Linked DNA regions of Mus musculus: all the other regions are linked to region 2. The links are chromatin loops, found by intact Hi-C in ENCODE. Cell type or tissue: left cerebral cortex. All regions are shown on one strand.

Region 1 (8,000 bases), 51 kb before region 2:
CGCTCTTGAGGAAGGGCTCTACACGGACTGCTCGCCAATTCCATTTGCAGCAAGCTGAAACAGCTGTGCCTCTCTGAGTCTCAGCTGCCCCACACGGCAGTAAGAGACGAGCTCTCAGGATGACCGGAATCCAGGCCTAGGGAGGTAGGCATGCTGTGGATCTGATCTACATTCATGTCTGCCAGTGTCTCAATCGCCCAGAACCAAAATCCGAAACAGGCCATAAAAACAACCTCAACACTCAACTCCTCCTTGCTTGGTGTTCTAGTCAGGCCGCTAACCACCTTGCCCTTGTCCTTGACAACTGACCGACGGGCTCAGGTTCCAGCTGAGCCCAGGTCCTGGTTCCAAATATGTTATCGAGGAAATGTAAACAGTCACTGCCGTTCTGATGGCTGCTGGTGGCATCAGCACAGAGTGTGTGGCTCCGCCGTCGATTGTGGCAGTGGAACCTGGAACTGGCTGACAGCCTTCCACCATGGAGGCTTCCACACCGAGGTGAAGGTGAGCGCATGGGTGAGAAACGAGGACGTGGAGTTGCTTTGTGACACCAACGTTGTGGGAACTGGACCAAGGCGTCTGTTGTTTAGGAATTCTTGCAACAAGAAAACAAGATCGCCTAGACCCCTGGTCAGCTCTCAGGTTCCCCAATGGTGGGGTTGAGACAAGGCTAGACAACCTGCTGCTCCTCCTCCTCCTTCTCCCCCTTCTCCTCCTCCTCCTCCCCCTCCTCTTCCTTCTTCCTCCACCTTTCTCCTCCTCTTTTCTCCCCCTCCTCCTTCCTCCTCCTGCTTCCAAAGTAAGCAGTTTAGTGATGGAACCCCTTGTAGTCAGTCCCTGATGTGTTCTGCCCAAGAGAAGGTGTAAAATGGCAGTGGGGGAACAGACTCTGTTATGTTTAGTATAATGATGAGACATTGCTAGTAACTATGATAAGAACTTAATATTTACTGAGCACTGTGTTTCAGCCAAGTACCTATGAGCACAAGGCCACTTACAGACCTCAATCACCAATCCCCATGGACTCAGCCTCAGAACCTGATAAACGATAGAACTCTCATCCAGTGCCAGGTCTCAAGCTCCGAGAGCTACAGTTAGCAGCGAGGCAGACGGAGGAGCACATTAAGCCCTTATCTGGAAACAGCCACTTGTAAGGAAAGCGCAGCCCTTATGACTCCCGGGGTCAGATCATCTCTCATGATCTAACTCTGCAAGTAGCGAGTCAGGCTCATTAAGTTCTGTAGCCAGATCAATCAAACAACCTCATGCCGCAAGGAAAGAAGACAGAGGATGTGAGAACAGAGAAATGCTGATCCTGTTGTCCAAAGCTAGACGGCGCATGCGCCACTGTCACGGGGCTGTAGCTTGCCACCCTGCTGCAAGCCAGGGTGGGTGTTCCACTCTGGCAGGGCCTTCTTTATACTTTCTAGACAGCCTAGGATATAAACCAGACACATGGAGCTGGGGGCTGTGCCAGAGGAAACAGGAGGCAAGTGGTTCTTCTCACACCTCACGACCTGTCAGAGGTGCATCTACAAGCCTTTCAGAAACGCCACTCTAGGCCTTTCCTTGGTCACTAATGTGAGCTGAGAGGCCGTGTGTGGGAGTCAGAGGGACTTGGATGAGCGCTTGTTCTGTTTCCTTTGCAAAGGAGGTATTGGCCTCAGGCCTCTCCTCAAGGTACAGGCCTTGGGTCTCTTGAGAACGAAGGCACCACGTTCTCCATTCTACCGCCAACACCACCATCAGGACCATGAGATCATGCTGGCAGCTGCTTGGCCAGAGAGGCACCATCTTCGAAAATGTCTGTTGAAGGCACTGGGGCACAGTGACAATTAACTTCCAAAAGTTCCCTGTGTCTCTCGACGGTCCCCCGGCACAAGATGAAAACAAGCAGCCACAGCAGAGGGTTACTCAAGGCTGCTCACAATGGTCAGGACCCCGGTAATCCTGGGGGGGGCTAGGGCCACAACAGAGGCCCTGATGAAGTGGCCATTTCCGGCAGCCCCATTTCCTCTCATTGTACTTTGGTGGGACAAAAAAATGTTACAGTGAGCAGCCATTGGGTCACATAGAATACTTGAATAGATACATCCTACAACCCTTGAAAACCTCCTCTGTGCCCTGATAACAGAGCTAAAAATACCACGGGCCCTACTAGTGGATTGGAGATTCCAAGTCAGAGGCAGGACCACGTGTGTGTGTGTTTTCCGCACATCCTGAAGATTTCCTTATGTGTCTCACATCCTCCTCCCCCGACCGACGGACCGACCAACCGACCGGGTGTCACCACTGCAATGCTGAGACATCCTGGTTACTACACCTCATTCAACTGCATAGCTAATCTGAGTTTGAAGAGTGTGCTCGTGGGTATCTCTCTTGTTACCTGCCCCTCCTGTAAATCCATGAGCCCCTGAGTAGGAGACCACTTGGCCCTACAGCTCACGCTCAACTTCCCCTGGGGCCCAAAAGGCTCTGTTCCACCATGTAGCCAACCTTGCCCGTTGCTTTCGCCTGGCCTAGAGTCCCTGGCTGACGTCTGCTTGCTCTCGTTCTCTTCCCCGCTCTGCCTCTCACTATGTTTTGATTTTGCTGGTCACTCTGCTCTCTAAGTCCATCCAAGCACCACACTAGGTGCAATTACCGAGCGTGCCCAGAGCTGCATTAGGCTAAGTTCTGAAACCCGGGCTGTGGTCCAAGCTCATGAGCTCATGGCAGAGGCTCAGTGCTCCCCAGCGGGGCCTTCATAGAAGCCTGGTTTCTCCCAGCTTGGAGAACAGTACTTCGGTTTTATAGGGCCTACTGTAGCTGTTCCTACAGTCACCAGCAGAAAAATGTCCCTTGGTCTCTACTCTGTGTGCAGTTTCCAAACCTATGGGTCATCCAGTCGGGTGGTTCACCTACGGAATCTGGACTCTGGGGGGAGGAGAGGAGCTAGCAGCTCCTGAGTCTGGGATTACAGTGTGAGCTGCTCCATTCCGTTGGAAATCTGAACTTGAACCAAAGCCTCCGGTGACTCACTGGGAGAGGGTGAGAAATCCTAGCTTTACAGCACACAGTAGGTTTTGGAACGAGGCTGACCTAGTTCTGTATGGTTTTACACAAGCTATACTGTGCAGTCTCCCCATCTGTAAAATGGGACCATTGCGCACTGAGGTTTCTACAGGACTATATGCTCTCCGTCAAGCTTAGTATAACAGTGACTTCTCTTCTTTGGCTGTGCATTTCCAAAGACTGTCAATTCATGTAATAAGGCACATGTAAAGTAAAAAACAAAAACAAAACAGGGCTATTGACAGCGGCTACCTTGGGTTGCAGCTGTAATTCAGAGACAACGTATTCGCCGAGCATGCACATGGTCCAATCCTCAACACAGTTCTGCAAACTCGCTCGCTAGCTAAGTCAATCACAATTAATTAAAAATAATGGCTCCTATAGACATTATTGAGAGGATCGGCATCCACAGGATAGACTCTGTGGCAAATGCCCAGGAAGGTTGGCTGCTGCTGTATCATAACAACCTTAGCCACTCATCGCCTTGCTCTACCTTCTCACACACAGAGCAGCCGGTCTCCCAACAGAACCTCAGGGCTGACGCCTGTCCCCGCACCTCAGAAATGGGACCCGGCTGCGTCAGGACTGCTTGTCTGGTTGCAGCGAGCTAGGCAGTGTGCAGATGGAGCCTAAAGATAAAATGGCTGAGAGCAGACACCAGAAAAGGAGTGGGAGGGCCCAGAAACGGAAGTCGGGGTAGAGAATATAAACTTCACTGATGTCACAGTTTTCTTGGAACCCCGTGGAGGAGGCTGCTAAATAGCAACTGCCGCTTGAACTGTCTCATTACTGTAACTCCTCCTGGAGTCCAGGGACACGTTCTCCTGGGTGTCCAAGCTAGGCATAACAGGAAATGCTGGAGAACACGGCACCATGCACAGGAACCCAGACCGCAAGGGGGGGGGGGGAAAGCACAGGACATATAGAAAACAGCAGAAGACGGAACTCAAGGTCCCCACGACATTGCTAACGAACGCCATGCAAAGATCTCAGGATGTGTCTGTGCAAGGCACAGGTGCTGCCTGGCAACCAGGAGATAACTAACCATCCCTCTATGCCTCGCAGGGCTGTAAGATGAGTGTTCCTCAAGAGACACAAGGAGGCTTGGCTGCTTCCTGCTGCCAGTAGATCCCTAGAAGGTGTTGGGTCACTGTTGGTGGGTAAGGGAGAGGCTTCAAGGCAGCCTCCAGATCCTTTGTCTCTACTTCGCTCCAGCAGGCACCGGGCACTGCTTTCCAGCTGTCCGCTGCTGCACGGAAGGCAGAGGTCAGAGCGTGGCTTCCTGGAGGAACCACACATCTGCTGCACTTCCTAGGATGGACTGAGTGCTCTCTGGGCCACCACAGATCTCCCCAGCTCCCCACCACAGATCCCCTGGACCTGATCCTATCACTTAATGCCCCGACTCTGAGAGCAACCATCCTCATTAGTTTGGGAAATCAAACTAAGAGCTACACATAATGTCCACACAATTTTAAATGACAGGATTAGTTTTGTTTTCTGTTTCCCTGTAAAACCCACCCCTGTCGGTCCCACCCTGCCTCCCCCCAAGTGTTTCCTACCCTGTCAGCTTTCTCAAATCTTGGACAGCATATACTTTCAGCTTACTGTTCTTCTTTCTTAGGGAGTGTTAATTTTTGTTGTTGTTTTATGTTTTTGAGGCAATAAACAATAAAGTCTTAGCTGGCCCTAGAACTTACTATGTAGATCAAACTGACTTTGAATCAGAGTGATCCATCTGCTTCTGCCCCTCTGCCCCTCTGCCAACCCTCTGCCCCTCTGCCAACCCTCTGCCCCTCTGCCCCTCTGCCCCTCTGCCCCTCTGCCCCTCTGCTCCTCTGACCCTCTGCCTCTCTGTCTCTCCTCTACCTCTCTGCCCCTCTGCCTCTGTTGGGATGAAAGGTGTGCACCTCCATGCTTGGCTACATAGTGTTAATTAAAAAAAAAATGTGTTACTACCTGGGGAAACTAGTATTACTAGCCATAAATATTTTTTTGCTACAATAAAACCAAAACAATATTATTGTGAGGCTGTCTCCTTTTGTTTAAAAAGGGAGATTAGTGAGTGTTAAAGGTTAATGGTGCTGAAGCCCCAAGTTGCGTGTTTCTCCCTGATGTTATCAGAAGATTGAATGAAAACAAAAGAAATAGAGGGAGAAAGAATCTCATTTTTGAGGCACATTATATGTAGTACAATACCCCAAACCTAAACACACAGCCCTTTGAGTGTGGCAAATGTTTGCACCTATGTAAGGCTCCACAGTGAACCGTAAACACAAGGAGCGTTATCACTGTCTCAGCCTCCAGGCCACTTTCTCCATAGAACACACGTGGTCTCCCAGTGGAGAGCACAGGTGCTTTGACTGCTTTGATTTCTAGCCACACCCACTAGATTTGATCTTCTTTTGAACTTCAGATTTGGCTCACAGAAGGTTGTTTATTTTGTTTTTTGTTTTTTGGTTTTTTTTTTCTTTTTCATTGCTAAGTCAAAATTCTGATCATGTAATACTTTGGTATTTGAAGTTTTACAATGGGAAGGTATTATTTCTAAGTAGCCAGGTATGGTGGCACATGCTTTTAATCCCACTCGAGGCAGAGGCAAGTGGGCCTCTGTGAGTTTCAGGCAAGCCAGGAATACATCATACAGAGACCCTACCTGTCCTAGAACCCTGTCCTATTGCTGGGATGAGACGTCATGACCAAGGCAACTTATAAGAGAAAGCATTTAATTGGGCGTATGGTTTCAAAGGGAGGAGTCCATGATGACGGAGCAAAGAAAGACACAGGGGCAGCAAAGCTGAGAGCTCACCTCTTTGTCTGTCAGCAGGATGTCAGACTGGGGATGCTAAGATTCTTTGAAAACCTCCAACTCCATCCCCAGTGACACACATTCTCAAGGAGGTCACACCTACTAGTCCTCCCCAAACACTTCTTCAACCAACCGGAGGCCAAGGATGCAGACATAGGAGCTGCGGGGGGTGGGGGCATCCCCATGCATTCAGTCCATTGGACTGTCTTTCACATTGGGAAGCTGGGTTAGCACAGAAAATTCCAGTGGGATGCTGATTTACTGATTTGCCTCCCACTAAATCCCAATTAATCTGATTATCATTTAATCTCCTCTGCAGGAAATCGAGACCAATAGTCCTTTGTGACCCGACGACCCTTCCTTTTGCCTTGCTCAGACTGGCTGTGCTCCCCTCCTCCATGGACCATGGTCCCTCCACAGAGCTTGCTCTCCGCTCCTACTCCAGTCCTACAATTTCCCTCTCCTGGACCCTACGCGCAGAAACTCCCTACTCCTCTAAACCAAATTTATGCTTCACATTCACACACGGAGCTCCGTTTTTTTCTTTTCTTTTAATCTGTCTCCTTCTCAAGTAGAGCCTTGGGTCCTTGAGGGCAAGCAAAACGTTACCCTGACATGGACGACAGATATTGAGAGCAGGACAATCGTTGTGAATACATAGTTGACCAAAAGAAAATGAAAACTGCTTGCTGCTTAGATCCCTGTCCAGAGTCACAGCCTGAAGCTCAAATAGAAACGAGTACAATAGTGACTTCCATGGTTTTTTCTTTTTCTTCTTTGGCTTGGTGATTTTGATACAGGGTTCTCACTCTGTAGTCCAAACTGATGCCAGCCTTTAGCTGTTCTCCTGGCTGAGCCCCGGGAGGACTGAGTCTTCATGTGCCCAGCTACAGGAGAACATTTCCTTTGCAGATTCATGATGTTGCTGAAACTTTGTCCTCAAGATTCCTAGGTTCACCCTAAAAACCGAGCCCTGGGACTCTGGGGTAGGACTTAAGAGTCTGCGTGACTCTACTCCTGACAAACACTAATGGTGGTAGCCCATCAGCCACACCAAGAGAAACACATGACCCGGGGGGGGCGGGGTGAATATTGAGCATCCCCACATCTAGACAACTCAGAAAACCTTGGTTCTGGCCAGCAGGAAGCCTAAATTGCATTCTGGCTTATTGTACTTTCATCAGTGGAGGTAGCATAAAAACAAACAAACAAACAAAAAGAAAGAAAAACAGAAACAAACAAAATCCCTTGTGATCAGAGGTGACTAATGCAGTCTAAAATGTAGAGAGATGTCGATTCTGCGATTCTACATGAGGTCATAGTTGAGCAAAGCAAAAAAAAAAAAAAAAGTCACAGTTATTGGTCTGGGATCTGGCTCTGTTTCCCAAATAGCACTACCCAACCGTGCTTTTCTGTTCCCAGAAGCAGAATCAATAATAAAGGGATGTGTTGAAGCCTTGGGAGGGAGGGTGTATGTGAGTGTGTGCACTTGGCTGTGAGAGTGTATGACTGGATGTGCATGTGAGAGTGTATGTGTGTGTGTGTGTGTGTGTGTGTGTGTGTGTGTGTGTGTGTATGAGTGTATGAGTGTGTGTGTGTGTGCGTGCATGTGTGTATATGAGTGTGTGTGTGAGTGAGTGTGTGTGTGTGCATGTGCGTGTGTGTCTGTATGTCTGTGTAATGTCACAACATGGCTGTTCTTTTACATTAAAAGGCTAACCATGGGCAGCAGCTCAGGACTGTGCCTCCTAGGGAACTGGCATTCTTAACCAGGCTAATGAAGACCTCCAGCATTTGCCCTTTGCCACCAGAAAACAAAGAGCGTTTTGACGTGGCTGTGTGTAAGGGAGGTGGAAGTCGTTCCTGCGCTCAGGGCTTCCACTGAAAACAAACAAACAGCCCCAGCCAGGCTGGGGAGGGGGTAGAGGAGACCAGGACTGCCAAGCACTGGCCTGTGAGCATGGTGCCCAATGGGCCAGCAACGCACTAGTTATATTTGTAACTCGATTTGGATGGAGAAGGCGCATGGGAATAAATTGATTATCTTGAAATTGTAAGAGCAAAATTCACCAAGACAAAATGTAATGAGTTAATGAAGAGGAAGTACCTACACAAGTCACAGGTCACCTGAGGGTGC
Region 2 (8,000 bases):
GAGCAGAAGGGAACTGCATCTTGGAAAGTATGCTTTGCACGGCATCTTCTCTGGCTGCTCAGCGTTACTGTCAAACATCTGTGTCAGAGACAACTACGCCAGGCAGCAGTAGAACTGGGCAGGAAGAAACTGCAGCATCTGAGGGCTCAGAAGTGCATAACTGAATCTCCAAGCTAAAGCACAATTCCCAAACTGCAATGAGCCAGAAGGGACTGGGAGTTGGAAAGGATGAAGAATACAAAGACCAGCATGAGAAAGACTTGAAGAGACTTCCTGGGGGAGTGGCAGTGGGCAGAAGGAAGGGAGCACCTAAGTTGATCCTAATCAGTGTAGGATGACCTGTTGGACCGATAGGCAGGGGTGGACATGACAAAGGAGAGTGTTGGGCACCTCCTTTGCCAGACTTCTTCAAGCTCCTCCCATCCCTCAGCTGGCCGGGAAGCATTAATCACGCAGCATTGATAGCAGGAGTAGAGGCTATCTATGTATGCAACCGCCTCCTGAATCTTTTATCTCTCTGAGCTCCTCCACACCACTCTGTGCCTAATCCCTTTGCCTCGATTCCAGATGCTACATTTCCCAGATAGCTTCCACCTCTGACCTAGCCCAAGGGAAGAGGGTTGTGGTCCAGCATCATGGCTTGGGGTAGGATGGTGGTAGCCTCGGAAGGGCTGCCGACGTATTCATAATCACTTTCCAAGAAAAAACAACCTATCCTCGAATGGCTCTGATACTCTGTGGTTTCTTGGAAATTAGATTACAGCGGCTTCTCCAAGCTTCAGCCCATCGCATCCTACAGTTGTGATGTTCATTAACGTGTCAGTTCCACTGTCACCGAGGCAGCCAAGCCCTTGGGCTGTTAACGCTGGGTATAATTGCACACTATAAAATGGGCCCACTGTGGAGTACAGGTCCAAAGACTTGGATAAATATGTGTAGTCTTGTCATAACTACCACAATCAAGATAGAAAAGAAAATGTCACCTAAGAGATTCCCCCATCTTCCTTTGACCTCTGGCCCACCCCATCCTGGCAGCCACTCACGTCTTCATCACTGTCTTTTCGTATACACGGAATCTGCCATAAGTGCTCCTTTCACCTCTCAATGCTTTTAAGATCCATATCAAGTTCTTAAAGAAGATGGAAAGCAACAGAATGTGAAGGAAATGGTCATTGAGTCTTCAGGCCACCAAAGGGACCTGGAGGAGGAAAATGAGAACACACCAGTGTTTTCTGCAGCCTTTGCTGCTGCTACACTGTAAGAGCTGCCGCTACAGTGTAAGAGCTGTGTCTACACTGTAAAACAGGTTGGTAACTTAGCTACAAAAAGACACTGACTGAGCAGAGCAGCATAGAGTAATTAAAACAGCATGGACGTCCTTCTGCTGATGACCTTGGATGATCTGTTTTTCTGGGTTTATGTTCCTCCCCTCTGTTAGATGAGGGCCACACTCAGCTCCACACACAGTCTGGGTACCATGGCTTCCTCCCCTCTGTTAGATGAGGGCCACACTCAGCTCCACGCACAGTCTGGGTCTCACACACCGTCTGGGTACCATGGTTCTACCCATTGACTTTTATTGGCTGTCAGGAAAGACACACTCCTTTATCATTCTGTGTTCCCTAGAGATTCATAGTTGGATGTACGGGTGGGGCTGGTGACAGTCACTTCTGTTTCCACCTGGGATGGTGTCACCTGAGGGTATAACCAGCCCTGTCTCAGGAGTCTAGACAAAGACAGCAGCATCGTGCCCTCTGAGCATGTTGATCCTACGCTGCTGCCATCTGTCCCTGAACCATTACATGACCAATAAAGTCCCTTAACTTGCTTCATAAAAAAACAATACATGAGCAACCAAGTCAGAGGTATGGTATGAGGTGCTGGAAGAGTCATGAAATAACAACTGTATTGGAGCCATGTAAGTGACAGACGGGCAGGACGGTCAACATTCACCTCTTTAAGTCTCTAGAAACATGATTTGCAGCCCCGTTCAAGACTCATCTAGAACTTGTGGGCTCCCCCCTCCTCCCAAACAGTTGGGAAAACAGGTGTGCACCCCCACCCCCAACCTCCCTACCTGCATTCTTCTCCCATGTCAGAGATGAGGCCCAGGGCTTTGCAAATGACAAGCCGGCAAGAGATGTTATATACTTAATACATATAACTCTTAAGCTAAGGGCACGCACACATGACATATAGTCCCCGTGTACTAACCAAACGTCTAAGATTCATTGCCAACAGTTTAGGCTTTCTTAAAACCTCACCCCAACTTCCCAACATTCACATAATGTTAACAAGAAGTATAAATCAGAACCATTACTTATAAAAGGATTAAAAGATCATCTCCCTTATCCAGGCAATCACACATAAGGGGGGGGGAGTCCTTGAAGGCATGCCTCTAAGGAAAATGAGGAGGAAGGGGGGCATTTAGGGAAGGCCAAGGCACACATAAAGGAGCCTCAAAGCTTACACGTGGAACAGCAAATAAGCAATTTTGGCCAAGGTCTGCTTTATCTGTGAGTTTGGAGACACTGAATTAGAAAGGCTGAGCCAACTCCATATGGGACAACCTTGGAGATTTGAGTAAGAAAATCCCACCATTAAATCTGTATTAATTAATGTTTTTTAACTCACACAATTAGTACTATAAACCTTGTGAACAGTTGTTGAATGAAGCTGGAGGTAGGGGAGATGGGTGGTCCTAAGGCCAGGTAAGAGGAACTTCTTAAAATACTAAGAAAAGGGTTCTTAAAAAAGACCGTGAACAGGCAACACTGAGGCTTCTGGGAACCAACCAATAGTCATCAAGGGACAGAGCAAAGGGCCAAGGGATGCTGCAGAGTCCAAGTAGTAGAGGCTGGGCAAACAAGTGCAACTGGAGACAGGAGGGGAAACTCGAGTGAGCAGTGGGCTAAAAGCTCGTCCTTTGCTTTGTTGAATCTGAGGTGTTGGATGATGTCCACAAAGCATTTGGAAACATGCACAGAATCCCAGATGGCGAGACTGTTGGTGCCCAGAACAAAGGTAGGCTGCTCTGACAGTCAGAAAGGTAGTCAGAAAAGAAGCAAGGAGAGTTCTCGAGCAGGCTGGGGGAGGCCCCAGTGGTGGCAGGTCCCAGGAGACATCTCCATAGCAGAGGGAAGGGGACAGCTGTCCAGGAAAGTCACAGCAGAGCCTAGAGTCCTCTGCAAGGCCACTAGCAGGAGAATCCCAGACTCCTGGATAAATCTACCCCACTCTAGGTCTCCTGTCATGTGGATGAGATCGTTGCTTACCGCCCTGTCTCCCCCAGGCTGCCCACGTGGGACTTGGACAGGTGATGTATGTGTGAGCGCTGACGAGAAAGAAGCACAGAGCGTTCTGGGCCTGGCAGCAGTCACAGGCCAGGTGGGGAGGGCAGGCTGGTTCCACGAGGAGTGTTCCGAGCTCCTGATTTATCCAAGAGATGGAAGAAAAGCTCCAGCAAGCAGGCAGCCTGTACACCAGCCAAGACGTGGGCCACGGGTAATTCATTCTCACTCACTGGCTGGCTCACCCACCTCCCCGGCAGGATTTCATGTGGAAGACAGCTGTGTAGGAGGAACGTTTGGTCTTAAGTTGGCAGCACTGGCAGAACCATGCTTCCTCAGGGAACGGTCCAGGCCCCCACAGAGTACTGGTAGAGACTCTCACGACCAGGTCTCTGAGAGCAGACAGAAGCATTAAATGAAGGACGACTTCCTTCACCGAGAAGGTGGCAGTTGGCTTTCTGAATACCCACACTCCTCTTTGTTGAGCTCCTGTCCCACCCTAGTTGCTTCCGTTTTCCAAGATCTAGCTGTGGGTCTTGCCTCGCCAGCGTGGCACACTTCTGTCACCCACTCTTCCTCTCTAGCTCCACAGGATCTCGGCCGCACCAGAGGCTGCAGGTTCTGGTCTCTCCACTGCCTAATGCTCCCCCTGGCCCATCTTTCCCTCCTCTTGGTGGAGGACAAAGTCCAGGACAGTGAGAAGAAAGGGGTTTGGCCTTCTGCGTTCTCCAGGAGCTTGGCAGTGTGGTAGGAATGAGGGTGCCGCCTAGCCTGCCCCCTTAAGCAACCACAGGACCTGACAGAAAATGGGAGGAGCTTAAGCAATCACACAACACGATAGAAAATGGGAGGAACTTAGAATCCTTGCAGTGCAGACCAACAAAGTGAGAGTAATGGGCAGGCCTCAGAGCAGGAGGATTCAGGAAAACCTCCAGGAGGAGACATCTCTGTGTTTGCCTTGTCCCACACTGGTTTCTTCTAGTTTCCCCTAACACAGGGGGAAAGCGCTTTTGGTAGTGTGATCCAGTCACAGAAAAAAAACGGGTCCTGACAAACACAGATCTGCTTCCCTTTTGTCACACCGCAGAGCTCTCTGACCTTAGAAAAGTGAACTGGTCTCTACCAGCCTCAGTTTCCCATTCATAACATGAAAATAGAAACACGTATGTAAATTCTCCCTCTCCCCTTCCGTCTCCCTGTCTCTGCTTACTGTGACCTGAGCGCCAGCCACCACTGCAGACTCAGAGTCCCCTCAGAGCGTGAAGGTGGGGCGCACAGGGATGAAATGGTTCATCCACGGTGGTCAGAGCTAACACACGGGGAGCCAAGAATCCCTCTTGTGTCACCAAGAATCAACCCCTGTCACCTCACGCACCTTCAGCCCCTCCCAATGCTCTTGACCAAACTAAACAGCTCCGAAGTACTTGTTCCCATGGGAGTGGCACTCCCTGAGGACTCACAGAGCCAGAGGAGGGTCCACAGCAAGAAGAAAAATACTCAACTCGAAGTTACAGAACTCTCTACAGGGAGGTAGAGAAACACCAACTCTGCCACAGAGACAGTGGCCCACAGTGTCTTAACTGCTTCATCCCCAGGTTCCAGGGACTGTCCATGCCATGGGTGTAGAGAGCTGTACAAGGGGTGTACTGGCTAGTTTTGTGTCAACTTGACACAGCTGGAGTTATCACAGAGAAAGGAGCTTCAGTTGAGGAAATGCCTCCATGAGATCCAACTGTAAGGCATTTTCTCAATTAGTGATCAAGGGGGAAAGGCCCCTTGTGGGTGGGACCATCCCTGGGCTGGTAGTCTTGGGTTCTATAAGAGAGCAGGCTGAGCAAGCCAGGTGAGGCAAGCCAGTAAAGAACATCCCTCCATGGCCTCTGCATCAGCTCCTGCTCCCTGACCTGCTTGAGTTCCAGTCCTGACTTTCTTTGGTGATGAACAGCAGCATGGAAGTGTAAGCCGAATAAACCCTTTCCTCCCCAACTTGCCTCTTGGTCATGATGTTTGTGCAGGAATAGAAACCCTGACTAAGACAAGGGGTTTCTTGGGTACTGTTCCAGGATTGGCCCCTGTGGCAGGAGGGAAGGAAGCAAGGGCAGTCAGAGAGAGACATCAGTAATTGGTCTCAGCCAAGCCAAAAAGAAGCCCTGTGGCAAAGCTGGCTTTACAGAATTGCCTCAGATGGTGTGAATGGGATCAATGTTTACCACCCCCCCATCCCCACCTCTGCAGTCATCTTCCTGTGTTGGCTGCTCCAGGGTGGGACAAAGCCCGGGGCTCTTTTCCTGTAGTCTAGCCCTCCTGGGAAGGAGGAGCCAGTGCTATGCTATCAGCAGGACCTACCTGCAGCCACTGGAGGATGAGTGCTTCAGGCCCACAGGAGGAGGTGGGCTGTTTATTGAGACTCTTAATACACTGGTTTCAGGGTGATCTTGACACGTGCTGGTGTGGGTATAAGGGCTTGCTGCTTCACCAAGGCAGCAGGGCACCCAGCCCTGAGCACCTGTCTCCCCTTAGGCTCATCTGGAGCGCAATCTGTACCACAAAGCCATCTCTTCTCTTTTGTCACTCCCTGCCTGCCATCACTCAAGCCACTTGATGTGGAGGAACACCCTGCCTTTCTAGACTGCAGATTCTACGAAAATGAAGCTTTAACTAGAGATGTGAAATTTCAGAGCCAAATGCTTTCCATTGGCTGCACACTTCCTAGACATCCAAGTTGAACAGCCTGAAGGATACACTTTCTAACCACTCCATAGCCACTCAGCCTCAGCCGTCTGTCCCACACTGAGCCGCCTAAGCAGGATACACAGAAACCGTGGAGGAAGTATGCCCAAGAAACAGAGGCCCCATGAAACCTCTGCATCCCAAATGCCACATGGCGGACTCTCTGGGGAAATCACTCTTCCAAGAAGGAAGAGTCAGCAGCTCCTGGTGGCCTTGTGACTCAGAGCAGCAAAAAGAGACCCAAGATGTCCAGGCAGAGGCCATTCCTCCCAGTAACTTTGGTAGAGAGAATGTCTTCTCTGAGACATGTAGTTGCTGGGTTGAAGAACATTTCACGTTGGCTTCTTAGCCAGCTCTGTCACCTCCATCTATTCATTGTTCATATTCATTAAAATATACACCATTCAGACAGACTTGAGACCTTTGTTAAAGAGATCAATAAATGTCAGAATCCTAAGTAACGTGAAATGGCGCTGTATCCCCCTGGCTGCAAGACGGGAAATCCAAAGCATGAAGTGGTGCAGAAGTTGCTACCAATACACAAAGAGCCCCAACATCCAAATACCTTCCATCCGATTGGCTAGATAGATTTACAAAGGCATTTGGGGCCCACTGACAGGAAGCTCATGTCTTTGGGATACACCTGCCCAGCATTCCCATTCGAGGCCCGTCGTCTGCACTGGGATGACTGGAAATCCTGTATCCTCTCCTCTCCATCAAAAACAGTCTGTCTCAAATAAAGCTAACCAACATCAGGTTCATGTCCCGTGCTCTTCAAATAAGTGGTAAGATCTGTGGCTCTTCCCTGAGACATCTGTCATTAAGTCTCACCGTAACAAGATCTGGATTCCAGGAAAGGCTTCTTAAGGGTGAAATTCCAAAGACTGTGACAGACTGCTGGAAAGAGCATCCATGTTGAGCAGAGGGTCAGAGGCAATGCCTCATTTGCATAATAGACTGAACCCTGCACATCATTTGCATAATAGGCCACACACTTACTATTAGTTAAAAGAAAAATTATATAGGAGTTCAAAGACCCCTGGTTGTCAGGTCTCCTGCACGGTAATGCTATATTCGCGACCACTTAAGTCTCTATCCCTCTGTCATCCTTAAAATGTGTGAGAACCAAAGAACCGTGACTTTCTGTTTCCAGAAGAGTTAGAGTAAACAGAATCTTTCCAGACCAACCAATGTTTGCTACTCATCTTACTCCACCTCCTCATGCCTTTGGGCATCACTCCCAGGCCCCACATTTGTACACCAAGCCTGCACAGATCATGATCTAAAAGCATGATGGGAAAGCCACGGGGAACAGGCAGTTTTCTTGTTGAGTTGAATCCTCTTGGTCCAAGGAGTAAACTGCAAGAGGTAGACAGTCTCTTTACCACACGATTGCCGTCCTTACACAATGGGAACGCAACATGTCAAACAGGCAAAACTGTCACGCGTCCTTCACTAAGCCGCACCTTGGTCTCTGCTAATAGCATCTCACCTGCATTGCATTAGACTATACAGAAACACCACTCCAAACACTGGAGTACATTTCTTTGTCCCTTAATAATAATAACAGTGTCAGGGAAACTCTTCAGTCATAGTTTCCTTATGTCCAGGTACAATATCAGAAAGGGAAATGCAGCCCGACCTGAGAGCATGAGGGAAAGCTGTGTGTTTAGTACAGAGGGAGAATCCCACACTCACCGTCTCACATCTATACATAACTGGCAATGCACACGATCAAAATCGGATGCACGATGCAAGCAGAGGATTGCTCATATAGCCTGATAGATCTATACTGACTCAAGTAGAGACTCACCCAACCACTCTATTCCCTTTATAATCCATAAAAAGAGACCCCAGGCAGAAATCTGGGGCCCTTAGTGTGTTCACTCATGAGGGCTGCTGTCATTCCTGACCGGGTCTTCCTTTCTGCTGCTTACTACTGCTTTGCTTAAAAGACAGTTTCTTCACACTTCGTAATCT
Region 3 (8,000 bases), 190 kb before region 2:
AGGGGAGGGGAGAGGAGAGGAGGGGGAAGTGGAGGGAAGGGGAGGGAAGAGGGGAAGGGAGGGGAGGTGAGAGGAGGGGAGAGGAGAGGAGGGGAGAGGAGAGGAGAGGGGAGGGGAGGGGAGGGGAGGGGAGGAGAGGAGAGGAGAGGAGAGGGGAGGGGAGGGGAGAGGAGAGGGGAGGGGAGGGGAGAGGAGAGGGGAGGGGAGGGGAAGGGAGGAGAGGGGAGGGGAAGGGAGGGGAGGGGAGGGGAGGGGAGAGGAGAGGGGAGGGGAAGGGAGGAGAGGAGAGGAGAGGAGAGGAGAGGAGAGGAGAGGAGAGGAGAGGAGAGGAGAGGGGAAGGGGAGGGCAGGGCAGGGCAGGAAAAGAGACAGGAGGGGAGGGGAGGAGATGGGAGGGGAGGGGAGGGGGGAGTGGAGGGATGGTATATAAAAGAAGGAAGTGCTTCCTCCAATCTCTTGATCAAAGGCAACAAGAGCAGCCCAAGCAATATGCTGTGCTACAAGCAGCTTAGTTACCCTGGGGTCAAAACGCTACCCCAAGTAAGGAAGAAAGGACAGAGCACCATTTGAAAGGAAAAATGTAAAAGAAAACAAGGGTGTATATCCTTCTGGCCTTCAGGCAACAGGCAATGCGATTTTAATTGTAACACAAAAAGTACAAACCGCAAAGGAAAAAGATCAATTCAACTACATTAGATGGGAAGTTTTGCTCATCAAAAAATACATTTTCAAGAAGTAAAAAGGTAAGTCAATTATATGTTCGACAAAGACTTAGACCCAGAAATCTGTGGCTTCTTGTGGATCAATAGGAAAGAGACAGACAATCCCGTAGGATAATGGCTGAAAGACCTGAGTGGGCGCCATCCAAATGAAAATCCACAGTGCGCAATAGCTGCACAAAGAAATGCAAGCAGGGGAACAGAAATCGAGACCTGGAGGAGGTCCTGGGTGACTCTGTAAGAGCATGGTACACCTGCTCTCTCAGCACTTAGGAAGCTGGGGCAGGAGAATGGCAAGTGCCAGCCAACCTGGACAACATATGAACTTAAGGCCAGTGGAGACTCAAAATTAAAAAAAAATAAACTCTTAGTAGAAAATAATCAAACAAACAAAAAACAGCATGCTACACACACACACACACACACACAGTGAAAGATCTGAAAAGAGGGACTCAGGTACTGTGTACTACAATACTCAAAGCAGCACTAACCCCAGTAATCTAAAGGAAGAAAATCACTCAAATGCCCATCAACAGCTAAACAAGACACGGTCTGCACACGGTGGAATACTATTCAGCCTTAAAAAATAGGAAATGCTGAAACACGTTACAACATGGAAGCGACCTAAGGATGCCACACAAAGGGACCAACCTAATTACAACCAAACGAACACCGTGACTAAATTAAATCTGACAGAGCGGGACAGTGGACGGCTGCCAGGGGTTGGGGAGACAGGGAAAGAAGTAAGTGAAGGCTGTGGTGTTTCTGTTTGGAAGGACGATGCTTCCATCTGTCCAGGATGGATGGTAGTGAAGACTGCTCCCAAAAGGGAATACTTAAACATCACTACACTTAATGGTTCAAATGGCAAATACAATGTTAAATATATTTTACAAAATTATTTTTAAAAAGTGAAATATACAAATCAGAGCAGCTAAAAAAACGGGAAAGAGATGATCAACCCCTAGTTTGGCAAGGGTGTGTGGTGACTGCAGGTTGCAGACATCAGGCGAGAGCCATGGGTCACCTGGAACACAGTATTTACCAAGGCTGTGCAGCTGTGGACTTTGAGACTCAGGAGTCCTCTTCCTAGGCAAACACGCAACAGTAGCACACATACTTGCACACCAGCGCCACAAGCTACGATATTCACCGTGGCATTTATACTGCACAGCCATTGGACCCAAAACCACCACATCACTGATAGTAGGACTGATAGATACAGTCTTCCACAGGCAACTCGACAATGAAAATGAGCAAGGTATAAAAGACAAGGTGACCAATGGTGTCCCTCGGGAGAGTAAGGAAACATATTCTGTTCTTGGAAGTCAAGCATGCAGGAGGGTGGTGGGCTGGGAGGGAGCATCCCAGGATGAGTCCTGCTCTGTTTCTCCCTCTAGATGCTGAGCATCTGCGCTCTGTGAGGATTTAGCAAGCTGTACCCTTAGGGGCATTTTCCTGTCTGTGCTACTTGAATAAAAACTCAACAGAGGTGTCCTATGCAGCAGTACATGCCACGAAGCCTTCACTATAGAATCTTTGGGACCCAGAGTGTCCCAAACTTACGCCCTAATGGAACACTGGCAATGCAGAATACCACGTGCAGTTCCAAGCAGAGTAGAAGGTATCAACTCGGAAGCTTTATACAAGGTCTAAGTTTAGGATAGCCAGCTGATGCTCCTGGAAGGTGTTTTAGCACATTTTCCTCGTCGAATTCATTCTGGCATCTAATCCCATTTGAATGTCCGCAAATATTCACCTGACCTCTCAGCTCCATGAACTCAGACGTTCTGCTCTGATTTCTCTGGTGCTGATGACACCACATAGCCAGGTGTGTCATCAATATCAAAGCCATTTGTTTAATCACAGTACACCATAATGCTGAAGCTCTATAACAGTATAAGGAACGTTCAGGCAGCTACAAAACAATAAAAACCCAATCCAGCACGTACAGTGATGGATGTGTGTCTGTAAGTAAAAGAATGACTTGAGCTCGGGAGTTTGAGGCCAGCCTGGGCAACATATAAGAGCCTATCTAAAAGGAATAAAGACCAACCAATCAAAATGAGGGAAACGTGAATGCACCTAAGCATATAGATTTAAAGCAGGGCTGGAGAGATGGCTCAGTATTTTTTGGTCCTTGCTGCTTTTCCACAGGATATAAGTTTGGCTCCCAGTACCTATGTTGGGTGGCTCACAACCACTTGTAACCCTAGCTCTGGGAATGCAACTCCCTAGCTTCTATGCTCTCTCTCTCTCTCTCTCTCTCTCTCTCTCTCTCTCTCTCTCACACACACACACACACACACACACACACACACACACACACACAAACTAGAAAATAAATTTAAAAAGCTTAAAGCATTCTAGATGTTAGGCAAACTGTATTATGTCCCTGGTCTTCGTTCTGCAACCCCCAACTGGGGTCTGTCGGGATCTCAGAGTTGGCGTCAATGCCAGGGAAGTTACGAGAGGTACAGATAAGAACACAGATAATCAGGAGCACAACTCTGTGCTTAGCAGCCTCTGAACAAGCATGGTAAGCGACCTTCAGCTAAACCCGTGGGCACTGTAACCCAGAGCAGGGCAGTGGACAGGAGAAACGTAGACACATCCCCTTGCCTCAGGTCCTCAAATATCCCTATAGCCACCTCCTGAGGAACCACCAGTGGGGCAGCTCTGATCTCTCACCTGCTGTCTCTTTTGTACCCATGGATTTTTTGAGGCACACAAAGCCAGCCGTACAACAGATACATTGAGTGGATTCCTTCCAGGCGCCATGAATTATCTGCTGATGGTAGTCTCCCTAAATCAGTCACGAGACAGTCAGGTCCATGAGCAACCTGCAAGTGTGAGGTCATCTTCAGACTCTGTAAGAGGCATTTGTGCTAAAAGGTAGACAGCAGGAGCCTCCCTGGGAGTTGCGTGAGTGTGGGCAGACGTTCTGGTTTCACGAAGCAATATATGATCACTGTCCTACCAGGAACAGGCAGGACAGGGTCCGAGTAGGACTGGATTCGGGAGTCATTCCTATGTTTGTGAGATTTATTGGATGTTCAAGGTGAATCACCAGGGACTATTCTGGATCTGTCACTAACCGTGTAGTTTTGGTCACTGCCCCCACTCCATCTTTAAACCAACAAGCAGGAGCAGCGTACCTCCAGACTTATCACCCTGTGACTCTCTAACCCCGAGTGTTTCACCAAAACAGAAGCCAAGCCCTTTTAACTCACCCCATGACATGGTGTTCTGCTATCTTTAGACTCCATAGGTCCCCGCTTTTCTTCTGGGCTGTCACGTAGCATAACAATCGGGTGACTGATATGCTGAATTGGGAGTGTCACCTGCCTGCCAAGGATACTAGTAGACTTTGCTCACATTGTATTCTCCAGAAATGACAGCATGTAACCTTTGGTTTGCCCATTGGTTTACTGAATGGTTCATAAATGCAAAGTACTTGGAGCCATCCTGGCCTAGACACTAGGCTGGACATCCAGGAACACAGTGCACTAAAGCCAGGCCACACCCCCAGGGGGGGATGTTCTATGGAAATGCAGGAAGTAAACGCAACTAATGTACACTATAGTTCTACAGGGAAGGCCTGAGCACATAGAAGACAGAGGCAAGAGGTCAGGGGGGTAAAGATGAATGATGCAGAAGGAGGGGAGACAGAGGCGCAGAGACATGGAACTAGAAGACAGTGTTCCATGCAATTCTCAGAAAGAAAAACAAATCGCTGATGGATCTCCAGAGTAAAAAGAACCCCCTGAGAGTTGGAGTTTTCTAAGCATCGAGCTTTGGAGGGCGTCACAGTAGGACCTTTATTTAGCATCTTACTGCTAAGTCACCCACCTAAACACTTTTCTGTCTCCCAAAGAGGAGCAGATGCTCCCAGCATCTTTACTCAATCTTGGTTCCTGCTGCCCAAACATGGTCCCTGGGGTGGGGGTGGGGACTAAGTGGGAACTGAGCATGGCTACAAAGGTACAAAATGGAGAGTACACATGGAGTAGGATTATTTATATGTGGGCATCTTTACTTGGAGGGGGGGGGGGGAAATGCTCCTCTATCGTGTCTTAGTGTCTCAGACTAAGACTAAGGCGCAACTCATGTTTTTCACTTCTCTAGTCCAATTAGCTGCATATTTTTAGCACGTGTTATATAAGGCTCATCTGCCCAAATTCGCTGGCTTGGGGGCCTTTCCTTCCTTTCGTTTCACTGGTGGACTGACCCTCGTGGTAGGATGACGAGCGGATCATGACAAGTCTGTAAATAGCCTGCCCGGGGAGGGGTGGATGGAAAGAGCCCTGGAGATGAAGGGAGGGCTTGTATTTGGTGTGCCAGGGCTAAATCTAACCCTTCTAAAAGGGGAAAGCAAAGAGAACGCACAATTCCAAACTGAGCCGTAGAGCGTTATGAAAAGCTGCTCCGTCTACAAAGGGCACCAAGAAGCAGAATCACAGCTGAGACAGGTGCCCCGCAGCGCTGCTGGAGAAGCCCCCAGGTGGCCTCTGTCAGCGGAAGCAGAGTTTAAGGCTGGTAGAGCGGGAAGTGGTTCCACTACCACAGAAAACACATCACCTTTCTCAGGGCAGGGTTAGCAGCCTTTGAGTAGAAGGCTCTTCCATCACTGCCATACCCTGCAAGCTGGAGGGGCCGAACAAGGAGCCTGGATGATGTACCCAAAGAAGTTTCACTTTCTGTTTCAGTGTGCAGCACCAAGGCTAGGAGTCTCAACGATGCCCAGGACCAGACCACTTACCCCACATTCAATTTACAGAGATTACCATTTAGGCCATCGTACTTTACCTAAGTCCTTCTAAAACAGCAGTTCTCGGCCTGTGGGTCATGACCCCTTTAGCAAATATCTTCCAAAGTGTTTACTCTATGAATCATAACAGTAGGAAAATTACAGTTATGAAGTGGTAATGAAATAACCTTATGTTTGGGGGTCACCACAACCTGGGGAACTGTATTAGAGGGCCACAGCACTAGGAAGGCTGAGAACCACTGCTCTACAACCCGGTACTTAGAGAACAGAGTCTAGAAAGGCTTTTAGGGATGGAAGAGAGGACCTTAGCAGTCAAGGGATTAATGGCTAGGGGTGCGGCCTTACAGCCCTACAAATGACATTCAGAAGCCAGTCAGCCTTCCCCTAATTCTAGGCACATCACAAGCAAGCCTGAGTACACTGGGGCTCTTCACTTTGCACCGCCCAGGCAGGCCGACACCCTCTCTGTTCCTCTAGTGAAGGTGCCACAGTGGGCAGCTGCTTCCTCAGAAGGATGCACCTGTGTAAAGTCCTGGGCACGTCACAGACCACCTGAAGTCATCCTATAGCCAATGGAAGGATAAAGTGGTGCCTTTCCCCAACATCCATCGGCAGGTAGCAATTACGGGCTTGGCTACGGAATGAGATGACAAAATTCCCATCTACTGCAGGAAGGAGAACTGGCTCTCTTCAAGAGACTGCCTTCCTGCTGACGCACAGTTCTGGGGATGAGTTTCCTTCTCCAGTGCCCTTCCCCCTGATCTGAAGTGGCATGGCAGGTGGCATACCCTTGGGCTAGCACTTACAGCTGGGTGCTGCCTGTGAACACGAGGTCCAGGTTCTGCCTCCGGTGCTGGAAACAGTCTCAGCGGTTCTTGTCAGACAGAGCTGGACTTTCATCTCTTTGCTGTGCAACCTTGAGGGAAGGTGTTCTACTTATACAATACTTTTTTGACTATTTAAAGCAGAGGAGCTAACTCCTGCTCCCCAGGGAGGCAGTGAGGAATCTACCAGGTAATGCACGTGGAGGTGACTAGCACAGAGTCTGACCCAACAAGGCAATGTGCAGGGGTGTCTGCGTGCGTGTGTGTGCGTGTGTGTGTGTGTGTGTGTGTGTGTGTGTGCATATGGTATGTGTGTGCATGGTGTGTGTGTGTGTGTGTGTGTGTGTGAGTGTGCATGTATAGTGTGTGAGTGTGTGTCTGTGCATGTGGTGTGTGTGTGTGGTGTCTGTGCATGTGGTGTGTGTGTGTGGTGTCTGTGCATGTGGTATGTGTGTTTGAGTGTGTATGTATGCATGTGGTGTGTATGTGGTGTGTGTGCATGTGTTGTATGTGTGCACATGGTATGTGTGTGTGTGTGGTGTGTGTGTATGTAGTGTGTGTGATATGTGGTGTATGCATGTGGTGTGTGCTTGTGGTGTGTGTGTGTGGTGTGCCCATGTGCTGTGTGTGTGTGAATGTGTGTATGCATGTGGGGTGAGTGTGTGCATGTCGTGTGTGTGTTCGAGTATGTATGTATGCATGTGGTATGTATGTGGTATGTGTGTGTGCATGTGGTGTATGTTTGTGTGTGTGTGTGTGTGTGTACATGTGGTGTGTGTGTGTGTGTGCATGTGGGATGTGTGTGTGTGAATGAGTATCAGTCCTTGTTACACTTTCATGTGCAATGTTCCTCTATAAGCGTATGTGCTCTTCAATCTTGGCTCTCAGTTATTTACTATTTTGGGAGGTGGCAGAACCTTGAGAGGCAGGGCCTGGTTAGTGAAGGTGAGCCACAGAACCCAGGGCTTTGAGGGTCAAAACCAGGCTCTGTCCCTGCTCCCAGCTCTTTACTTCCTGTTTTGGTTAGCACATGAGAAGGTCTGTCATAGGCTTCTGTCACACCACACCATCCCTGCCACAAAGACCTGACTCTTAAGTTGCTCATTGGTGTCTTGTTAGAGCAGTGAAAAGGGTAACTGACAGCCCTCCAACTTCCTGGGCTCCAACAGTAAAGAAAACATCTAAGCTCATCAACTCACAAATGAATTTTTAGCTCCCTTTGTCCAACACGCTTGCCCTGTGTACAGACACATTCCACAGCCATCTCTCTTCTGTGTGCTTCTTTTCGGCCCAAGCACACATACTCAAACTCTCCTGATAGAACCCCTTGGCCCTACAGAAATCCTTCTTGGCCTGAACACTTCCAGCAACAGTTATCTACGACAGTGACAAGAGACACAGTAGTATAAAGGAAAAAAGGCACTGATGTTCAAATCCTTATAGATCTTAGCCTATTTTTCAACCAGAGACAATTAAGATCAAATATGAACTGGGCAGTGATGGCACACGCCTTTAATCCCAGCACTTAGGAGGCAGAGGCAGGTGGATTTCTGAGTTAGAGGCCAGCCTGGTCTACAGAGTGAGTTCCAGTACAGCCAGGGCTATACAGAGAAACTCTGTCTCAAAAAAAAAAAATCAAATATGATTATCTACATGAAAGAGGTATTAAATTGTCAGTACTTTGTA
Region 4 (8,000 bases), 94 kb before region 2:
ACACACGGATGCACGAATACAACGTACGCATGCCAAAGTAAAAATGGGGATATAACTCAGGAGTAAAATGCTTGTTTGACATTCACAAGTGTCAAACCCCAGTATTGGAGGGAGGGAGGGAGGGAGGGAGGGAGGGAGGGAGGGAGGAAAAGAGAGAGAGAGAAAGAGAGAGAGAATATGAAACAAAGATACAGGACCCAAATCTGTACCCTTCAGTACACCACAGTCCCCAGGCCTTCCTGGCATGAAAGAGACCAGGCAAAGCAGGGTCGTCGTGGTAGCCAACATGCTCTAGTTAGAGTTGGTAGAAAGAGCAAAGCACCAAGACGTGGTAGGAGAGACAAGGGGACCGGGATGGATTTGACCACAGTGCATTGTCTACAGATAGTATGATATTGGAAAAAATTTAAAAGTAAAAATTAAAGCCACCAAAGCACTGTGATGGGCAATGTTGACGCCATTCCTAAGTGCCGATTTGGAATCTAGCAGCTAATTTTGTGGCTCCTCACCTGGGGAGGAACCTGCTATCCATTCTATTAACAGAACGCATTGAATGGTCAAGAGGCTATGGGATGCAAGTAATGAAATGTGTTTCAAGGTTCCACTGTGAAGGCGAGCTACCATAGCAACTGCTTCTATAAAATAATGGGGGGGGGGGGTTGTTTCTCTCCGAAATGACTCTCACTGTAGTGTTAAGATGTTACACAGGAGACAGGAGATGGCTTAGTGGGTAAGGGTGGGTTTTTTTTATGAAAGCAAGAGAATCTTGAGTTCAAATCCCTAGCACCCGTGTGACACATGACCATGTATGCTCCCTGCAGCCTGTGAGGGCAGAGATAGGCAGACCCCAGGAGTGGTTGGCCAGCTAGCCTCACTCAAGCCACGAGCATCAGGTTCAGTGAGAGATCCAGAGTCAAAAATTAAAAGGAGGGATGATTAGAAACACTTTTCTCTGGCTTCCGTCTGTGCACACGAGGATACTTACGCCACCCGACTTCCACACACTGATGTTATATAGGCTTTTGTGCACATCCCTGCAGGGCAGGGTCTATCTGTTCAGCACACAGAAGAGATTTAACCAGCATTTGTGTGGTGCTTGGGATTGAACTCAGGGCCCCATGATGCTAGGTCACGTGCTCCTCAGCTGAACGACACCCCCCTCCCCCCCAGGACTAAAAGATGTCTGCGAATCTTGCTCCAACAAAAACATGGCCTATGAAATTACTTCAACATTGCAAACGCTGGATCTGCACAGGCGGATGATGGAGGGGTTGTGCTTTTAAAGATAACAATCTACACGCAGATGCCCAAAGCAGCACCACTCCTTAAAGCCCCAAACTGGAAGCAACACTATGTTCTACAGCAGGTACGAGGAGAAGCGACCCCGTGCAACATCCACATAATGGAATTTTGCTTAGCAAGGAAAACGAATAAATTACCGATACTCAGATGAACGCTGTGCCAAAGACACCAAGCACCATATGGTTTCATTTATATAAGGTCCCAAAACAAGCAACACTAATTTACAATGACAAGAACCACAAGGGTGACTACCTCCTGGGGGCAGAGGTGACCGATGACTGCCAAGAGACACAGAAGAACCTTTGGGAAGATGGAAAATGTCTCTACCTTAAATGTCGTGGCGATGGCGTGAGTGCACACATTTGAGGAGATGCAGCAAGCGATGCACTCAAAATGGCTGCCCTTGGCTGCATGAGAGTCGCTTCTCAATGAAGTTGCTCTTTATAAAGAAGGAGGAAAAAGAGTTTTCACCTAAGGATTCCTCCACAAGCTTCCTTTAAATAATAAATCATCTTTCCACCCTCAGAGCATTTAAAATTTCATGTTCCAGTTTTAAAAATAAAAGGACTCATTCAGGGTTTTTCACGAGCACATCTGTCACACAACATAATGTACACCTACCCGCGTGGGCGCACACATTCACACACCACCCACGGGTGCGAACACATTCGCAGGCACGCAGCTGAGCCACCCTCTCCTGTCGTCTGTGATCAAAATACAATAATAGCAAGAAAAACACATCCAACATGAAGGTTCACGCGTCTACCGAGTCATTTAAGCCTCTTTCTCTGTGTGCAAATCTCTATTTCCCCACAGATAAAATAAGATGACCTTGCCAGATGATCTGTGGTGAGTTTTGATGGCCCAAATGACCTAAAATTACACAAAAAGGGTAAATAAATAATATCATTTGATAAGTCATTCTACAAGTTAAAAAAAAAAAAAAGGAAAGAGCTCTAAATGTGGTGGCTACATCTCTGGAATTCAGAAGTGGGAGCAGCAAGATGCAATGTGTTTCTATGCTTAATGGTTGTGCAGAACACACACACACTCCAGCGACAGACTCTTTCTATGGGGACTCTTGCTTACAATGTTCTTCTTAATTTTTTTATGTTTTTATGTCCCCCGCCCCTCCCCCATCTCTGTGTGTGTATGTGTAGGTACACATGTATAAACATGTGTGAAGGGAGAGGATGGCCTCAGGTATTGTTCTTGCCTTCTCCTTGTTCAAGGCAGGGTCTCTTGGTGTTTGCTGCTACACACTGTAGATACACTGGCCCACAGGCTTCCTTAGAGACTCTTGTCTCTGCTTCCTGACTCCCTTTAGGAGCACGGGGCTTACAGAACACATTACTTTAGGAACACTGGAATTACAGAACACATTACTTTAGGAACACTGGAATTACAGAACACATTGCTTTCCCGGGCTTTATGTGGATTCTGAGGAGCTGAACTCGGAATCTCACACTTAGGAGACAAGGCTTTACCCACTGAGCCATCTTCCCACCCACTAGCAGGACATTTCATCAACAGGAAACAGGAGCTGCCGCATGGGATACGGAGACCAGACCAGAGCCACCTTCTCTGTTCCTAACCCTTTTGTTTTGAAAATTCCATCCAGGATAATTTGTATAAAGTTTTAAGTCAGTACCTTTTTACAAAATAAAATGTCCTTTTGAATGCATTGGCTGTGGGGACACCGTAATAAGTGTCCCTCAAATCTGCCTGGCACACTGCTTTTCCCATCCCTCACAGCCAGCTCACAGAAACCAGTTGCAAAGCAGCCTCGTGAACGTCACATTGTCTACACCAGAAGCCGGCATTGCCTATCTTAGCTCTCGATAGGCCACAAAGGCAGTAAACACAAGTTAGCGCCTCTTCCTCTTTCCAGTGGCCCAGAGACGGCCCTGAAGAGCTGCCAGCTTCTTCTGGTGACACAGGTGGCTCAAAGCAAATAAGTCTATGTGCTGTCCAAACCCAGCAAACATTCCAAGGGGCCAAGCCTTACAGAGAGCATGGGTGATGGTTTACGGAGCATCACCTGGTCATGGTATACATAATGTTTCTATCTCAGAAGACAATGGCAACACACAGCTATAAGCCCTGACAGAAGGTGGTGGGCACAAACAGAACAAGCTGCACAAGTGTAATCCTATCTGGTCCTTCAGAAGTGAAAAGCTCCCAGCTCTAAGCCTGTATTTTGCAATCTGTATTTTGTTTGGGAATAGTCTCTCTCTCTCTCTCCCTCTCTCTCTCTCTCTCTCCCTCTCTCTCTCTCTCTCTGTCTGTCTCTCTCTGTCTCTCTCTCTCTCCCTCCCTCCCCCCTCTCTCTCTGTCTCTCTCCATTTAGATGTATGCTTAGCTTATTTTCCTGTTTCTCACCTTATACCAGGACGGCTCAGTGATGGAGACACTGATGCTCGACTGTCTGGGTTCAAATTCCAGCACTGTCTGTTACAAGCTGTGTGGCACTTGCTTTGATTTCTTCATCTCTTTGTGAACTAAGCCCTTGGGCCCATGCTCCATAGCTAGCAAAACCAGAGATACTTCTTGGACACGACAATGAATGCAAAGGCCCTGCAATGTCCTCCTAGATCCTAACTGTAAAGCACATGAAACCTACACAAAGCAGCGGGGCACCTCAGGCAGTGAGCACGGACTGGATGCAGGCTACCCAGTAGTAGGCAACCGCTGCCCTCTGGACACATTTCTGTACAATGATATTCTGGATATCAAGTCTGATTCCTTATTGCTTTGCTCATACAGTTGGAACTGTGTCCTCTGAGAAAAAGAACAGTTTTGTAAAGATCGTGGAAGCATGAAACGTAAGAGTCAGAAACACTTAGAAATAACTTGGTCCAAGAACACAAAGAAACATAAATTAAAAACAAGGGTAAAATCTTTTTCCCTTTTGTTTGGCAAATTGACCAGTTTTTCCTCTTGGGCTATGTATTTCTGTGTTATTGAGAACTAAAATATAACCCAAACTGACTGTAATGAAGTGTTTGCTTTTCAGAAATCAAAACCTACTTGTCTGCTTGAGAAGGGAGCCTCTTGTCCCATCACTTCCAAGGAGGACCGATTTTTAATAAGCCCTGTTGGAGTTTTTCTCATGGCCTCTAAATAACGCATGCTTCCCCATACTGGTTCATTACTCTAAGAGTTCTCTCTTCCTTGCTGCTTCTATAGATGAGCTCTTAGCTCAGCTGACAACTCCTTCCTCATTCCCTTTCCACAGAGCCGTCTACATCCTGACTCTCAGTTCTTAAGCACTTGATCAAGGTCAGCGGTACAAGCTTGCCTTTGCATATATGGGGTCCTGAGTTTGATCCTCAACATCACACACACACACACACACACACACACACGCATGCACGCATGCACGTATGCACCCACTCACCCACGCACGCATGCACACACACGCACCTTACTCCTCAATTTCTTTACAGCTGGAAAAAGACACGGAAAGGGTCAATTCCTCACCACATGAACTATCTCTTACCCTGTACATTTCTGTAACTAAAAAGCATCAGTGCGTCTTGCTTTCCCCATCTTTGGCCTCCCCTGTTCCTACATCTTTGTAGTTCCAACGTTAACTGTTAGACACTTCAGGCTGACCGTGCAGACATTCTGGTCTGTCTAGCCATAGTTAAGATCCATGCTTTGTTAAGCAGTGGTTCTAAAATCTGAAAATTAATATTATTTATGTATGAAGGCTTTGTAAATCGCCAATCTTTACACTTATATACTTGCCTATATTCACATTCTTAGCCACTCACAAAAGCAGTAATTCACATGCTATCCAGTGGGCAATATACCTATCCTCAAACTCAAATGGAGTCTTCATGTTCCATTCTACCGACTACTTTTCTATGGTCACCAAGGTTTCCCAGGATCCTTTTCTCTAGGATGTGTCCATCTGGAAATCCACCATGGCTTCCCTTTTTCATTTGGCCCAGTGGCTTTCTTGGTTGATGCTTAAGTATGGTGCTGAGCCTCAGGTCACTGCTGGGTGCAGTCACTATCATCAGAATCCCTTGTCTCCTGTTATGGGTTTTTTTCTAGGAAGGTGTACTCTGACTGAAATTCTGATGAGCAAAAGGGTCCAAAGTCATCATTCCAAGACTTGGTGTGCCTGTCTTCATGAGGGAATGATGCTCTGACTAGATAAAGAATTCTAGGTTTTAAAAAAACCAAACAACAAAAACCACAATCTATCCAAACTTTCCTTTAACAGCGATATGGTGAATAGACTCTGATGTCAACCCAACAGCCGTGGCTTAGTGTGAGGCTCTGTCTGCTTGATTTGTTTCCACTCTGTAAGTCTGGGGTCCTTTTCATCCCCGCTGTTGTGAAATTTCACAGTGACGTGCCTTCGGAGGCTTTTGATCATTTTTGTTGAAACTGGACTTGCAAAAGCTACTCTGCTATTTATTTTTTGAATTCTTTGTTGTGGGTTCTTTTTCATTTTCATTCTTAAAAAAAAAAAACCACACTTATTATCATATGTTGGGCCAGTAGAATTGATTCCTAGTTGTCTTACTATGTTAATATGTTTTTATTCCATAGTCTAGGCTTCCTTGAGTTTATCTTATAATCCTTCCACTGAACTTAATATTTCTAATAATACATTGAGTCTATGCCTATGCCTTCCTATGTCTTCATGGCTCTCTTTTCTTCTTCTGGTATATATATATATATATCACATTTTGAAGAACAGTATTCTTTCAAATGTTTGCCCTCAGGGTTAGATAGGGGGAGCCCTCCCTTACCGAAAGGAGTCCTTAAAAGAGAAATGGTTTCTACTGCAAAGATTAGCTCCACGCCAGTTTTCCCATTCTCCTCAAAATTTCTGCCATTTCTTTTGCAAATGGCCTTTCAACTTCTCACCCCAGTAGTCAGCCTGGCTCCCGTCCTTCCGTCCTTCCGCAGTGAGACTAAGACTACATCTCTACAGCCAAGCATTGGTTTTCAGGCCTACCCTTGGAGTAAGCATTCTCCTGGCCAGAGTCCTTCAGAGCTCTGCAGAGAACCCGGCTCCACGCTAGGCTGCAGAATTCTTTAAACCAGTGCCTCTCAGCCTTCCTATTGCTGCCGCCCTTTAGTCCTGTTCCTCAGATTGTGGTGACCCCAACCATAAAATTATTTCATTGTTGCTTCATAACCTTATTCTTATGAATCATGACGGAAATGTCTGATATGTGACTCGGCCCTCAGGTTGAGAACTGCTGCTCTGTGTTGTTTTGAACTGAGGCTCTCTGGTACCCCCAGTCTCCTAGACTGGGGAGCACCCGGCTGTTTCCTCTCCTCTCCCAGAGACTTCAGATAAGTGGTGGGCTCTTTCTGCTTACCCGGTTGTCACACAGAGTCCCCCACCCTTTTCCTTTTTCTGTTGTGGACATGGAATCTTGAGCGGGCAAAGGAACAAACACATTTGTTTCAAGAAAACCTGGAATGGAAATTTCCAAAACATGTCACCTGAAGTGATATTTTGCAGAGCTGCGAAGAATGAGGAGAAAGAGACATTCATGTAAGACTGTGCTCATGGGCCGTGAACTGTGGCAACATTTGTAAAGATTATTTTAGCATTATGTAGCAACAGGAAACAAAACAAAACAAACAAACAAAAACAAAACAACAAACTCTTGACCTTGCAATTCTGCTTTTGGGAATTTATCTTAATGACATATTTGCAAAAATATTTAACTACAAAGATAATGATTACAGTATTATTAAGAGTTTAAAATTAGAAAACAATGGTTTAGTTAATAGCTAACTATCTAGATAAATGGTAGCCTATTCAAATCATTATGTACCATGCAAAATATTTAAGATTATATTTAATAACATGAAAAACTATCCACAATGTGGTATTAAGTGTTAAAATTGGCTTGTAAAAGAATATATGTCCTTTGATCCAATCTTGTTGAAGACGAGTGTGTAGTAGAGATAGCTAAATGAAAAAAATTTTTTAAAGATCTATGGATATGATTTGTGTGTGTGTGTGTGTGTGTGTCTTCATGAATAGTTTTTAAACTTTCTACCTTTCTGCTATTTTCTAACACTTTTTGGTTTTTAAAAATGTTCTTTTCTTTTAAGAATATTATGTAAACCAATCCCCTTAGTCGCAAGCAATGAAATTAAGGCACAGAATGGCTGAACAATCCATCAGGCTGTAAGCAAATGTCTCGAAACCAACAACCAGGAAATAGAAGCTCGGTTTTCTGAATTTCTTTACTTTTGGGATACAAGTTAAAATTGGGGCATGAGTTTAAGACTGCATATGTCCATAGGGGTCCATACGGGTCCATAGGGGTGTGATTTTCAGGTCGATGGTAACAGTGCTGTCCATTGCTAACCAGGGGGAAGAGGTGTGGCATCCTCTGAGGCTGGACGTGTTTTAAAAATGCCAGATCTCATTGGTCAGATGATGGGCACACATCCCTGCCATGCTGTTGTCCATGTTGTCCCCTCACCAGGCAATCAAGGCCACAATCTTCATTTCTACAAGCATACATTGAATCACAGTCTCTTAATCTGTCCTGGGTGCTCAATAAAACAGGAAAAAGGCTCTAAGAAAACCAAGCACATCCCTCAGACTTGTACCAGGTAAAGTAATGGAAGATTTATCAGGCAAGTCAAAGTCGGTGCCATTTTAGCCCCAGTCAGATATTTATCACCTGACTCTGTGATATGCT

Evidence for each region. Peaks named below come from ENCODE experiments on the same cell type or tissue, not always from the same donor. Only the 100,000 strongest peaks of a DNase experiment are listed, where the experiment ranks them.
Region 1: a loop joins it to region 2, with 7 times the contacts of the local background. A loop is called at or near these places in 4 of 42 quality-filtered maps.
Region 3: a loop joins it to region 2, with 7 times the contacts of the local background. A loop is called at or near these places in 3 of 42 quality-filtered maps.
Region 4: a loop joins it to region 2, with 9 times the contacts of the local background. A loop is called at or near these places in 3 of 42 quality-filtered maps.

What each region holds. Positions count from the first base shown.
Region 1 is chr17:86,297,167-86,305,166 of GRCm38, reverse strand. The region is part of intron 1 of Prkce (protein kinase C, epsilon); the gene reads right to left. Among named protein-coding and RNA genes, the nearest start is that of 2010106C02Rik, 14 kb to the right of the region's middle. In left cerebral cortex, no CTCF peak of the experiment used is centred here; DNase peaks (open chromatin) are centred at 1,418, 2,707, 3,031, 3,722 and 1 more place; H3K4me3 peaks cover 541 bases; H3K27ac peaks cover 1,332 bases.
Region 2 is chr17:86,245,737-86,253,736 of GRCm38, reverse strand. The region is part of intron 1 of Prkce (protein kinase C, epsilon); the gene reads right to left. Among named protein-coding and RNA genes, the nearest start is that of Gm52296, 6.4 kb to the right of the region's middle. In left cerebral cortex, no CTCF peak of the experiment used is centred here; DNase peaks (open chromatin) are centred at 3,035, 3,508, 5,943, 7,289 and 1 more place; H3K27ac peaks cover 2,336 bases.
Region 3 is chr17:86,435,064-86,443,063 of GRCm38, reverse strand. The region is part of intron 2 of Prkce (protein kinase C, epsilon); the gene reads right to left. All of the region lies in intron 1 of Gm30284 (a long non-coding RNA gene), which reads left to right. Among named protein-coding and RNA genes, the nearest start is that of Gm30284, 5.9 kb to the left of the region's middle. In left cerebral cortex, no CTCF peak of the experiment used is centred here; DNase peaks (open chromatin) are centred at 3,636, 4,592, 4,976 and 6,137; H3K4me3 peaks cover 883 bases; H3K27ac peaks cover 2,671 bases.
Region 4 is chr17:86,339,390-86,347,389 of GRCm38, reverse strand. The region is part of intron 1 of Prkce (protein kinase C, epsilon); the gene reads right to left. Among named protein-coding and RNA genes, the nearest start is that of 2010106C02Rik, 56 kb to the right of the region's middle. In left cerebral cortex, no CTCF peak of the experiment used is centred here; DNase peaks (open chromatin) are centred at 1,939 and 3,118; H3K27ac peaks cover 2,608 bases.